2 separate regions of the Homo sapiens genome follow, and region 2 is linked to region 1. A link is a contact called in ENCODE Hi-C or POLR2A ChIA-PET data. All regions are on one chromosome and are shown on one strand. Each heading gives the region's core, a stretch centred on a gene start or an enhancer-like site at or near the end of the contact. The rest is flanking DNA. Distances are from core to core; before and after follow the strand shown.

Region 1 (5,640 bases), core at 1,974-4,473:
TTTTATAGCTTCCCTGGTGTCCTAAGCCACAGAGCAGCCCCTGATTTTGCCCTCATTCAATTTTTAAGTGCTTCTAAACTTACTAGGCCAGAGTAGAAAAAGGACGGTAAGTAGTTTCCATTCCTCTACCAAAACCAGTCAATTAGTAGAGCTTACTAGAGCACTACGTTGAAAGAATTCTGAGACCTGGTCTAGGCTCTGTGGAAAAGAGGGCATATCATGAACCTGCAAGAGATTATCTTTTTATATGCAGCAATTCTCAATTTGATTTAACTATGATACCCTCTTTTCAAAGAACTTATCTTGGGAGTAGTTTTTACAGAATACAGTTTAGAAAATGATGTGCCTCACATTGTACACTGCTCCATGTCTCAATAAGCTCATCCCTGGAGTCACAAAGGAACATGGCACATTGTGTAGCAATTCATACAGTTGGAGGCGTCATGATCATATATAGAGACTGTCTTGCCATTAAAAATAAACCAACGTGTTTTAAGATTTTGCTGACACTCTTTGTAGTAAGACATCACTCTTTATGATGAAAACTTCAGTCCCTGAGCTCTCCTCACTTATTGTATTCCCAATGGAGAGACTTATATTCTGGGGAAACCTTCATAAAGATTGACAAATAGAGAAATTTAGGACTTTTCTACTTAATTAGCAGAACACAAAGATGTCTCTAGAAATTTTTCTCAACACAATATGATTTTTCCAATGAAAATCTGAAGTGCCCAAAAGAGAAGAGTTCACTTTTCAGAAGTTCACACATGGATTAGTCCCTGTCATGTAACATTAGATTTGCATGTTTCGGTAGGTCAGCTGTTAGCATTGCTACTCTGGAGGGGACAGAGCAGGGGGTAGGGCCAGCGGGGTGGGGAGGTGGCCTCTCAGCTGTTGCATTTGGCATTGCACCTGTGCGCCTACTCAGAGCTTTTTGAAATGTGGCCCCATCCAGAATACTTCTAGTTACTTGAATGCTGGCAAAGATAAATACATTGCTTTTTAGTTTTGAAAAAAAAAAATGCCCAAAGGCATTTTTCTTCTTGCTGATTTTTCTTCTTGGACTCTAAAGAACACTCCTTTTCAACTTTTCTGGAATGTAGACAATCCTGGGAAAAGTATATGGATTTATTTTCCACCTTTTCTTGGCACCCTCCAACTGAGCTTTATTCTTTTCCCTAGCAAAGGGGTCCTAAACCCACATGCCCAGACAACCCAGACGACCTGAACTTTTCAGTGAATCTATGCTATCCTCAAATCCCGGACCATGGCTGCCCTTCCTGTGCCTCTCTCTTCCCATTCTGGCTTAGTGTCTCGTCTTCTTTCTTTCTCTCATCCAGACCTCTAAGTGAAACTTCTTTCATTTTTTAATTGTTTGTATCCTCTTTATTATTTTTAGCATCTCAATCTGGAGAATCAGCGAATGGTAGCAGAACTTCCATGGACATTGGTGTCAGATAGACTGAGTCTCAGACTCCAATTTAGCCACTGTCTGGATTTGGGCAAGTTATTTAATCACTTTAAGTTCCTTCATCTGTACAACAGATATTTTAATAGCTAATTTGCAGGGCTTGTGGAGAAATAAATGTGTGCAAAGGCCTAATGGTAGGTGCTAAATAAATGGTACCTCTTATTGTTGTTACTTTAATTATCATTGCTTCAATCTGCTGGCGACTGCTTTCTGTGGACTTCCCCTCCTCGCCATGTTGCTGTCCATCACCCTCTCCCTTCTCTGTAAGGGGCACAAAAGCACTGATCCAAAACCTGAATTGCTGGTTCTCTTGTCTAAGACCATTTGGTTACTGCCCAGGGAATAAGAGAAGCTCCCTTCCCATCCACTTGGCACAATGGGTCACATTATTTGCTAAAAGGCAACTAAATGAGACCAGGAGACTTTGTCATAATCAAGCTACCACCTCCCCCAACCAAAGTGAAAATGTGAAGACTTTTGGGCAAGACCAGGAGCGAGGACTTCAGGTGTTTATCAATTACTTCAAGGGCTAGGCCCTATTCCAGATATCTCCACAGCAACAGACCTTCTTTTGCATTTTAACTGTAGTCAGTGACTCCAAACCATTCCTCCTTGGGGAGAACATGAAGAACTCCTTGTCTGGTTTAGGATTTACACATCTGGGGAATCCTTGTCTTTACTAACCTGTTCCAGCTGCCCTGGTCCAGCTCTCCAGAGAACTCAATGTCACATGGGAGAATGAGGCACAGCTGCAGCTTGCAGTGAGCAGCTCCGCCAGGCAAACAGCCACCTCCCTTGTCAGAACAGAGAGAAACACCAGGCCCCTGGGGCTCTGTGCCAGAGGAATTTAGAATGTATTCCCCCTCTTGGGTCAGCCACTTCCCTGAGCCTAAAGGACTTCCCACGCCTGCTTTTCTCTGACCTCCCTGAGGAGTCACAGTTCCTCAACAAGCTAGCCACACTGATTTAGCATCCTTACCCACATGAACTATCTCCTACCCCTAGCCTCCTCCCATCTCCATCCCCAGTCTCTTTACTTGCTCTTTCCTATGCTTGGAAAAATCTGGCATAGTCCTTCCCATTCTGACCTTCTGCCCTGAAAGGCACAGATGGAGAAACACTTCTTCACTGAGCAATTACCTTGACAGCAGCCACATTTGGGGAGACAAGTAGAGACACCACCAGTTTTTAGGACTTCTCTACTTCTCCATAATTGGGTCCTTGTCATTAGGACTAAATCACCAAAACTGCCAGCAGCAGGGTGGTCAAGTCTCTCAGGAAAACTGTACTAGATATTCCTAATCTTTTCAAGAAAACCTGCTCTGCCCACTGGTCTGAAAGAGGCAGCTCTATCCTCCCATATGATCTTAACTGCATGGGCCATGACTGGATCATGATGAACAACTGACCAAAGAGAACTCAATCCGTTAGCTAGACAGTGGCTTATGACTCATGTGGTCCAGCTCAAACAGATGAGCTGGGCCAATCAGACCCTCACAAATTGTGTATCAAGACACACACAAGCCAGTTGCTATCAGTGCTGTCGGGAAGGCCACTGGAGTCATACGCAAGGTGAGTAAGCAGAGGAATTTGGTCAAGACGGGGCGGGAGGGAACAGAAGCATAGACAGAGGCAGAGATGGGAAGGCCACGATGATATGAAAAGATAGAGTAGCCCAGCTGTGCCTTCTAGCTCCCAGCCCCACCCTGTGAGGCTTACTCTACCTTTCATCTTTGCCCTATGACTTTCATTCAGTCTCCTTCTGGCGGAAGCTAGTTCAAACAAGGTTTCGTTTCTTTACAGTCAAAAGAATCTTAATGTAAGCAGTTTCTCCAGAATAGCTTCCTGTGTCTAAACATTTTTCCGGACGTGCTGCATTGTAGTCTGAGTCTCCTGTTAGTCAAAATAATAAATATAGCCATCACTTTCTGAATGCTTTCATTATGCCAGGCAGTGTGCTAAGAGCTTCATACATATTATCTCATTTTTTCTCATAGCGATGTAGTAGTAGTATCCCTGTTATACATGTAAGAAAACTAAGAATTAGAAAAGCTATGCAAAATTGCCCAAGGTCATGCACTTTCTAAGTGGGAGACCCAGCATCTGACTCTGTGCTCCTAACTATCCTTAGGATGTTGTCCTTTGTACAGTCAGACTGGCAGGATTAAGCATTGCAGCTGCAACCTGCAGGAATGTGGCTATAGGCTCCACAGGCCCTCCTGGGAGGGGCCAACATCCTAATGCCGTAAACCAACAAGGATGTCCAAGGTGGGACTAAGAATTATAGAGGCCACCACAGACACTGGTCACAACACCTACTCTCCCACCAGTGGGTCTCAAAAAAGATCAGAAGCATAAATCCCTTTTCCCATCTCCAGCTCATTACAGGATTCCAAGAGGAAATGTGAAAATGAAAACATGTTAGGAAGCCAGGCGCGGTGGCTCACGCCTGTAATCCCAACACTTTGGGAGGCCGAGGCAAGCGGATTACCTGAGGTCAGGAGTTCAAGACCAGCCTGGCCAACATGGTGAAACCCCCTCTCTACTAAAAATACAAAAATTAGCTGGACACTGTGGCATGCTCCTGTAATCTCAGCTACTCAGGAGGCTGAGGCACGAGAATCACTTGAACCTGGGAGGCAGAAGTTGCAGTGAGCAGAGATCACGCCACTGCACTCCAGCCTGGGCAACATACTCCACCTAAAAAAAAAAAAAAAAAAAAAAAGCAAGAAAGAAAGCAAGAAAAGAAAAAAAGAAAACATGTTAGGAAAGGCAGATGTGACTGCAAACTTACCTACAGCCCTGATGATTTTTTGAGGAACAATTCCTAAATATATTAAGTAATACAGAGGTAAACTTGATTTAAAAAAAAAATCTCCTTTATTTATCCCTTGGTAACCCTAAACATATTTTTAAATGAACATTTTCTAAATATAATGTCCTGGAGATTATTGTTAGGCTTCTGCTTCACTGATACACAATTCACAAAACTTATTTGTACAGGAAAAGATAAAAATCAATGCAGGTTGACAGTTAATAAAGTATAGATGGCAGCATGATATTTACTAAGTTGTCCAAGCCCCAATTCTGATCAAGCACTATTAGTTATCCTCCAGAGTATCTGCTAGGATAATAGAAATGACATTAAAAAAAGATGTCGTATTCAATAACACATTTACCTTTCCGGGACAGATAAATGACTGATATTGGGGGTCAGTGTATAACCCTCCTATGGGAAGAAAGACAATGATAAGTGCAAATAGCAATTAAATGTGCTCTAGAAGTTGTTGTGGTTTTGTTTTGTTGTTTTTTTTTTTTAAACTGGAGCTGTAATTACAGGGCTACTAAAGATGTGAAGTATATAGTTAAGGTTTTGTCAGCACTTTTATTGTAATACTTAGTGAGATTAGTCATTTTAGTTGTTCCCTTTGTATGCCAAAAATGGAAGACAGCTGTTTGTGCACTAAAAACTGCTTTTTAAAGGATAGTTCTCTCTGGTTATCAAGCATATTTTGCCATCAGGGAAACATATTTTAAAGCTTTTGCACTGTCAAAATGAAGTGTGTAGGAATGATTGCTTTAGCTGTTACTTCTAAATAACGACAGGAAGATCTAACATGTGGTAATACTGCACAAGGATGATACAAAGTATCTGGCTAGATTCACAACTATTCCAATTACTATCTCTTCCTGCAAGATGTATTTCTGATGGCACTCATCAGACCCTGAATTCATTCCCTGAGCTTGAGAGTGCTACAGAAGTGTTTAGGGCCAGTTCTGTGGCAGCCCTCATGGAAACAAAGAAAAGCCTAAGGGCTGGTAACCTGCATCACGACCAGCCCATCACCCAAGAACACAGCCAGCTTCTTTTGCAAGGTTGTACCTGTTAGTCAATCAAATCTAAATCTGAGAGTTGTGACTGACTTAGACCTATTCATCTTCCAAAGTATAAACCTTAAGAATTTGTTTCCACTAGTGCATTAAATATTTGCCATCTAACAGACCAAAAAGCCTGAAGCTTAACTAAATTTTAAATAAAGCTCATGTGTATCATTTGTTCTTAGTTGCAACATGTCAAGTTACCAAGAGAGGTAATATTTATCTCTCTTCTGTGGATGTTTTGAAGATCAACATCTTTTTTTTTCCAGAGGCACTCAATTATTTTTTTT
Region 2 (5,640 bases), core at 1,683-4,182, 93 kb before region 1:
TTATAATTTCTGTTCTTTTACATTTGCTGAGGAGTGCTTTACTTCCAACTATGTGGTCAATTTTGGAATAGGTGTGGTGTGGTGCTGAAAAAATGTATATTCTGTTGATTTGGGGTGGAGAGTTCTGTAGATGTCTATTAGGTCCGCTTGGTGCAGAGCTGAGTTCAATTCCTGGGTATCCTTGTTAATTTTCTGTCTCACTGATCTGTCTAATGTTGACAGTGGGGTGTTAAAGTCTCCCATTATTATTGTGTGGGAGTCTAAGTCTCTTTGTAGGTCACTCAGGACTTGCTTTATGAATCTGGGTGCTCCTGTATTGGGTGCATATATATTTAGGATAGTTAGCTCTCCTTGTTGAATTGATCCCTTTACCATTATGTAATGGCCTTCTGTCTCTTTTGATCTTTGTTGGTTTAAAGTCTGTTTTATCAGAGACTAGGATTGCAACCCCTGCCTTTTTTTGTTTTCCATTTGCTTGGTAGATCTTCCACCATCCCTTTATTTTGAGCCTATGTGTGTCTCTGCACGTGAGATGGGTTTCCTGAATACAGCACATTGATGGGTCTTGACTCTTTATCCAATCTGCCAGTCTGTGTCTTTTAATTGGAGCATTTAGTCCATTTACATTTAAAGTTAATATTGTTATGTGTGAATTTGATCCTGTCATTAAGATGTTAGCTGGTTATTTTGCTCGTTAGTTGATGCAGTTTCTTCCTAGCCTCGATGGTCTTTACAATTTGGCATGATTTTGCGGTGGCTGGTACCGGTTGTTCCTTTCCATGTTTAGTGCTTCCTTCAGGAGCTCTTTTAGGGCAGGCCTGGTGGTGACAAAATCTCTCAGCATTTGCTTGTCTGTAAAGTATTTTATTTCTCCTTCACTTATGAAGCTTAGTTTGGCTGGATATGAAATTCTGGGTTGAAAATTCTTTTCTTTAAGAATGTTGAATATTGGCCCTCACTCTCTTCTGGCTTGTAGAGTTTCTGCCAAGAGATCCGCTGTTAGTCTGATGGGCTTCCCTTTGAGGGTAACCCGACCTTTCTCTCTGGCTGCCCTTAACATTTTTTCCTTCATTTCAACTTTGGTGAATCTGATAATTATGTGTCTTGGAGTTGCTCTTCTTGAGGAGTATCTTTGTGGTGTTCTCTGTATTTCCTGAATCTGAACGTTGGCCTGCCTTGCTAGATTGCGGAAGTTCTCCTGGATAATATCCTGCAAAGTGTTTTCCAACTTGGTTCCATTCTCTCCGTCACTTTCAGGTACACCAATCAGACGTAGATTTGGTCTTTTCACATAGTCCCATTTTTCTTGGAGGCTTTGTTTGTTTCTTTTTATTCTTTTTTCTCTAAACTTCCCTTCTCGCTTCATTTCATTCATTTCATCTTCCGTCACTGATACTCTTTCTTCCAGTTGATTGCATTGGCTCCTGAGGCTTCTGCATTCTTCATGTAGTTCTCGAGCCTTGGCTTTCAGCTCCATCAGCTCCTTTAAGCACTTCTCTGTATTGGTTATTCTAGTTATACATTCATCTAAATTTTTTTCAAAGTTTTCAACTTCTTTGCCTTTGGTTTGAATTTCCTCCTGAAGCTCGGAGTAGTTTGATCATCTGAAGCCTTCTTCTCTCAATTCGTCAAAGTCATTCTCCGTCCAGCTTTGTTCCATTGCTGGTGAGGAGCTGGGTTCCTTTGGAGGAGGAGAGGCACTCTGCTTTTTAGAGTTTCCAGTTTTTCTGCTCTGTTTTTTCCCCATCTTTGTGGTTTTATCTACTTTTGGTCTTTGATGATGGTGATGTACAGATGGGTTTTTGGTGTGGATGTCCTTTCTGTTTGTTAGTTTTCCTTCTAACAGACAGGACCCTCAGCTGCAAGTCTGTTGGAGTTTGGTAGAGGTCCATTCCAGACCCTGTTTGCCTGGCTACCAGCAGCAGTGGCTGCAGAACAGCGGATTTTCGTGAACCGCGAATGCTGCTGTCTGATCATTCCTCTGGAAGTTTTGTCTCAGAGGAGTACACGGCCTTGTGAGGTGTCAGTCTGCCCCTACTGGGGGGTGCCTCCCAGTTAGGGTGCTCGGGGGTCAGGGGTCAGGGACCCACTTGAGGAGGCAGTCTGCCCATTCTCAGATCTCCAGCTGCGTGCTGGGAGAACCACTGCTCTCTTCAAAGCTGTCAGGAAGGGACATTTAAGTCTGCAGAGATTACTGCTGTCTTTTTGTTTGTCTGTGCCCTGCCCCCAGAGGTGGAGCCTACAGAGGCAGGCAGGTCTCCTTGAGCTGTGGTGGGCTCCCCCCAGTTCGAGCTTCCCGCCTGCTTTGTTTACCTAAGCAAGCCCGGGCAATGGCGGGCGCCCCTCCCCCAGCCTCGCTGCCACCTTTCAGTTTGATCTCAGACTGCTGTGCTAGCAATCAGCGAGGCTCCATGGGTGTAGGACCCTCTGAGCCAGGTGCGGGATATAATCTCCTGGTGCACCGTTTAAGCCCATTGGAAAAGTGCAGTATTGGGGTGGGAGTGACCCGATTTTCCAGGTGCCGTCTGTCACCCCTTTCTTTGACTAGGAAAGGGAACTCCCTGACCCCTTGTGCTTCCCAAGTGAGGCAATGCCTCACCCTGCTTCGGCTCGTGCATGGTGCGCTGCACCCACTGTCCTGTGCCCACTGTCTGGCACTCCCTAGTGAGATGAACCCGGTACCTCAGATGGAAATGCAGAAATCACCCATCTTCTGCATCACTCACGCTGGGAGCTGTAGACCGGAGCTGTTCTTATTTGGCCATCTTGGCTCCACTCATGACAGCTCATTTCTATGTAAGTATATTATCCTTATTTTACCTCTGATGAAACTGAAACTTAGTAACTGGCCCAGGGTCACACTGCTAGAAATAGCTGAGCTGGAATTGAATGCATGTCTGTTGAATTACAAGGCCTGGGCTCTTGTCCACGTAGGGACAGAAGACAGAATTATGCAACAACGGGAGGAACCTCAGAGATGTCCTAATGCATCATGACAAACCCTCTGTCCCTCTCCTGCCTGATTACAACTCTGCCAAATACACACATTTCACAGACAAAAACACTGCTAATCAGGTCATTCAAATGCCTCACCAACTCACAGGTTACACAAATGGTGAATGTACTCATACAAAGTGACATTCAACAGTTTTAAAGATGAAAAATTATTGACTTTTAGTTTCTCCTCCACTCCCCTGCTTAAAGTCAACTTTATTGGGATTATAATTTGTATTCGGAAAACTCCATTTATTTAAGGTACACAAATTAAGAAGTTTTGAGAGATGTGTACACTCTTGAAACCACTCCAATGGTCAAAAAACAGAAGATTTCTACCATCCCCAAAAGATACCCTCTGTTCCCTTGTACTCTATTATTCCCTCTACCCACACCCCAAGGCAAAAACTGATCTGCATTGGTTGCTATTGATTAGCTTGTGTGTTCTACAATTTTATATAACTAAATTCATATTCAGATAGATTCCTTTGTGTCTGAATTCCTTCCCTTAGCATGATGATTTTGAGATTCCTTCATGATGTTTTGTGTGTTAGTAGCTCATTCCTTTGTATTGCTGGGTAGTACCCCCTTATATGGCTGCACCACGTTTTGTCTCTCCATTACCTGTTGAAAGACATTTGGGTTATTTCCAGTTCTTATAGCTACAGCAAATAAAATTACTGTGAATATATGTATACAAACTTTTATGCTGTCATATGTTTTCATTTTTCTTGGGTAAATACCTCAGAGTGGGATGGTTAGGGTGTATGTAAAGCGTATGTTCAACTTTTAAAAAATTGACATCTTCCAAAGTGGTTACACTCTTTTACATTCCCACCAGCAATGCTGCATTCCAATGCCTCGACATGCTTGCCAGCATTTAGTCAAAGTTTTCAGTCTTTTTAATTTTAACCATTCTGGTAGACATATAGTGGTTTTCATTTACATTTCTCTGATGACCAATGATGTTGAGCATCTTTTCTTGTGTTTATTAAACGTAAGAATATCTTCATTTGAAAGTGTCTATTCCACGATTTTACCATTTTCATAGAATTTCTTATTATAGAGTTGTAGTGTTCTCTGTCTATTCTGTATACAAACTTTTTTGTAAGCTATATACTCTGGTGGTTTTATAGTTATGTGTACAAATTCTTGGATACTCATCCACTCAAGAGGTAGAGCTTAATTCAGCTTCCCTTTTATATGGGCTGGATTTAAGGACTCACTTCTAACAAATAGAACATCACAGAGTTATGGGATGTTGCTCCAGAGAGTAGATGATAAAATGACCGCAGCTGCCATCTTTAGTGCACTCACTCACTTCTCTCTCTTCAGCTACTCACTCAAGGAGAAGGGAGCTGCCATGTCCTGAGGACAGACAAGAGGCCTTATGGGAGGCTCATGTGTCCAGAAACTGAGGTAATCTTCTGGATCTTCTACCAGTAGCCACATAAGAGGGCCTGAAAGCGGATCTTCCCCAAATTCAGTCTTTAGATGACTTTATCCCAGCCAACAGCTTAATTGCCATTTCCCAGATTTTGGCCCACAGAAACTGTGAGATAATAATTGTTTGTTGTTTCAAGTTTCTAAGTTTTGTGGGTAATTTTTTATAGAGCAATAGATAACTAACACGTAACATTGCAACAATTTTCTCCAATTCCATGGCTTGCCTTTTTATTTTTCTAAAGGTGTCTTTTGAAGAGCAAAAGATTTTAATTTTGACAAAGTCCATTTTATCATTGTTTCTTTAATGGTTCATTATTTGGGCATTTAAGAACTCTTTGCCTTCTTCAAGAACATAGAAATTTTCTCCTATGTTTTCCTCTAGAATTTTTATCATTTTGGTTCTTAAATTTACATTTACCATCCATTTTTGCTGGTACATAGGAAATCCTTTTGCAGGACCTTTCCTTAGTTCAGCTAAAGATGAGCTTCTTTGTCCCATGGCCATGAAAATTCAGGCTCACAGACAATTTGAATGATGAGTAGGACAGGGTTTTATTAGGTGAAAAGGAAGAAAAGGGGCAAACAGGGACTCTCGCAAGGCCAGAGTCCCTGCTAGAGTACTTGCCACACGCAGCTTGAGTCCCAGGTTCCACACAGGAAGAGGAGGGGCCGGGCTCTTCCCCACTGCAAATGGCACAAACTTCCCAAGGTTCCACCCCCATGTGCATTCCTCCCAGTGGGCAGACTTGTTGGAGATTATCCAACAAGACCCCCTCTCACCTGGCACACTCATTATCTCTTGAATGAATGACAACATTCATTTTGTATCTGAGGTAAGAATCAAGATTCATTGTTTCCTTACAAACATCCAGTTGCTCCACCATCACTTGTTGAAAACTTTCTTTTCCCCATCAAATTTCCATCTTTGTAAAAAATCAACTGATCATAAATATAAGAGTCTATTTCTGGGTTTTTCTGTTCCATGCATCTATATATCTACCCTTCCACTACTACCATACAGTCTTGATTATTTAACACTATATAAAGTCTTGAAATTGGGTAACATAAGACCACCAACTTTGTTCTTCTTTTTAAATTTATTCAGTAATTTGCATTTTCATATATATTTTATAATTAGCTTCTGAATTTCTAAAAACTAGCATGCTGACAGTTTGATTTGGAATATATTGAATCTATAGA

The links. A loop is a pair of places that touch in the nucleus more often than their neighbours do. ChIA-PET counts read pairs that join two places held with the same protein, here RNA polymerase II (POLR2A). Pooled maps may share reads with other maps.
Region 2: a loop to region 1 is called in a pooled map, with 1.8 times the contacts of the local background. The contact joins two enhancer-like sites. A Hi-C loop is called at or near these places in 2 of 168 maps with a recorded cell type or tissue (gastrocnemius medialis and naive thymus-derived CD4-positive, alpha-beta T cell) and 11 of 50 pooled maps. POLR2A ChIA-PET finds 5 or more read pairs at or near these places in 11 of 52 experiments (CD4-positive, alpha-beta T cell, CD4-positive, alpha-beta memory T cell, CD8-positive, alpha-beta memory T cell and 8 more).

Annotation. Positions count from the first base shown.
Region 1 is chr12:46,521,659-46,527,298 of GRCh38, reverse strand. All of the region lies in intron 3 of SLC38A4-AS1 (SLC38A4 antisense RNA 1), which reads right to left. Among named protein-coding and RNA genes, the nearest start is that of SLC38A4-AS1, 140 kb to the right of the region's middle. Within about 2 kb of position 3,223, at least 21 of the 41 ENCODE cell types and tissues checked have a DNase peak (open chromatin) inside an H3K27ac peak, as active enhancers do.
Region 2 is chr12:46,614,632-46,620,271 of GRCh38, reverse strand. The region is part of intron 3 of SLC38A4-AS1 (SLC38A4 antisense RNA 1); the gene reads right to left. Among named protein-coding and RNA genes, the nearest start is that of SLC38A4, 210 kb to the left of the region's middle. RefSeq lists an enhancer at 1,860-2,360. Within about 2 kb of position 2,932, at least 4 of the 41 ENCODE cell types and tissues checked have a DNase peak (open chromatin) inside an H3K27ac peak, as active enhancers do.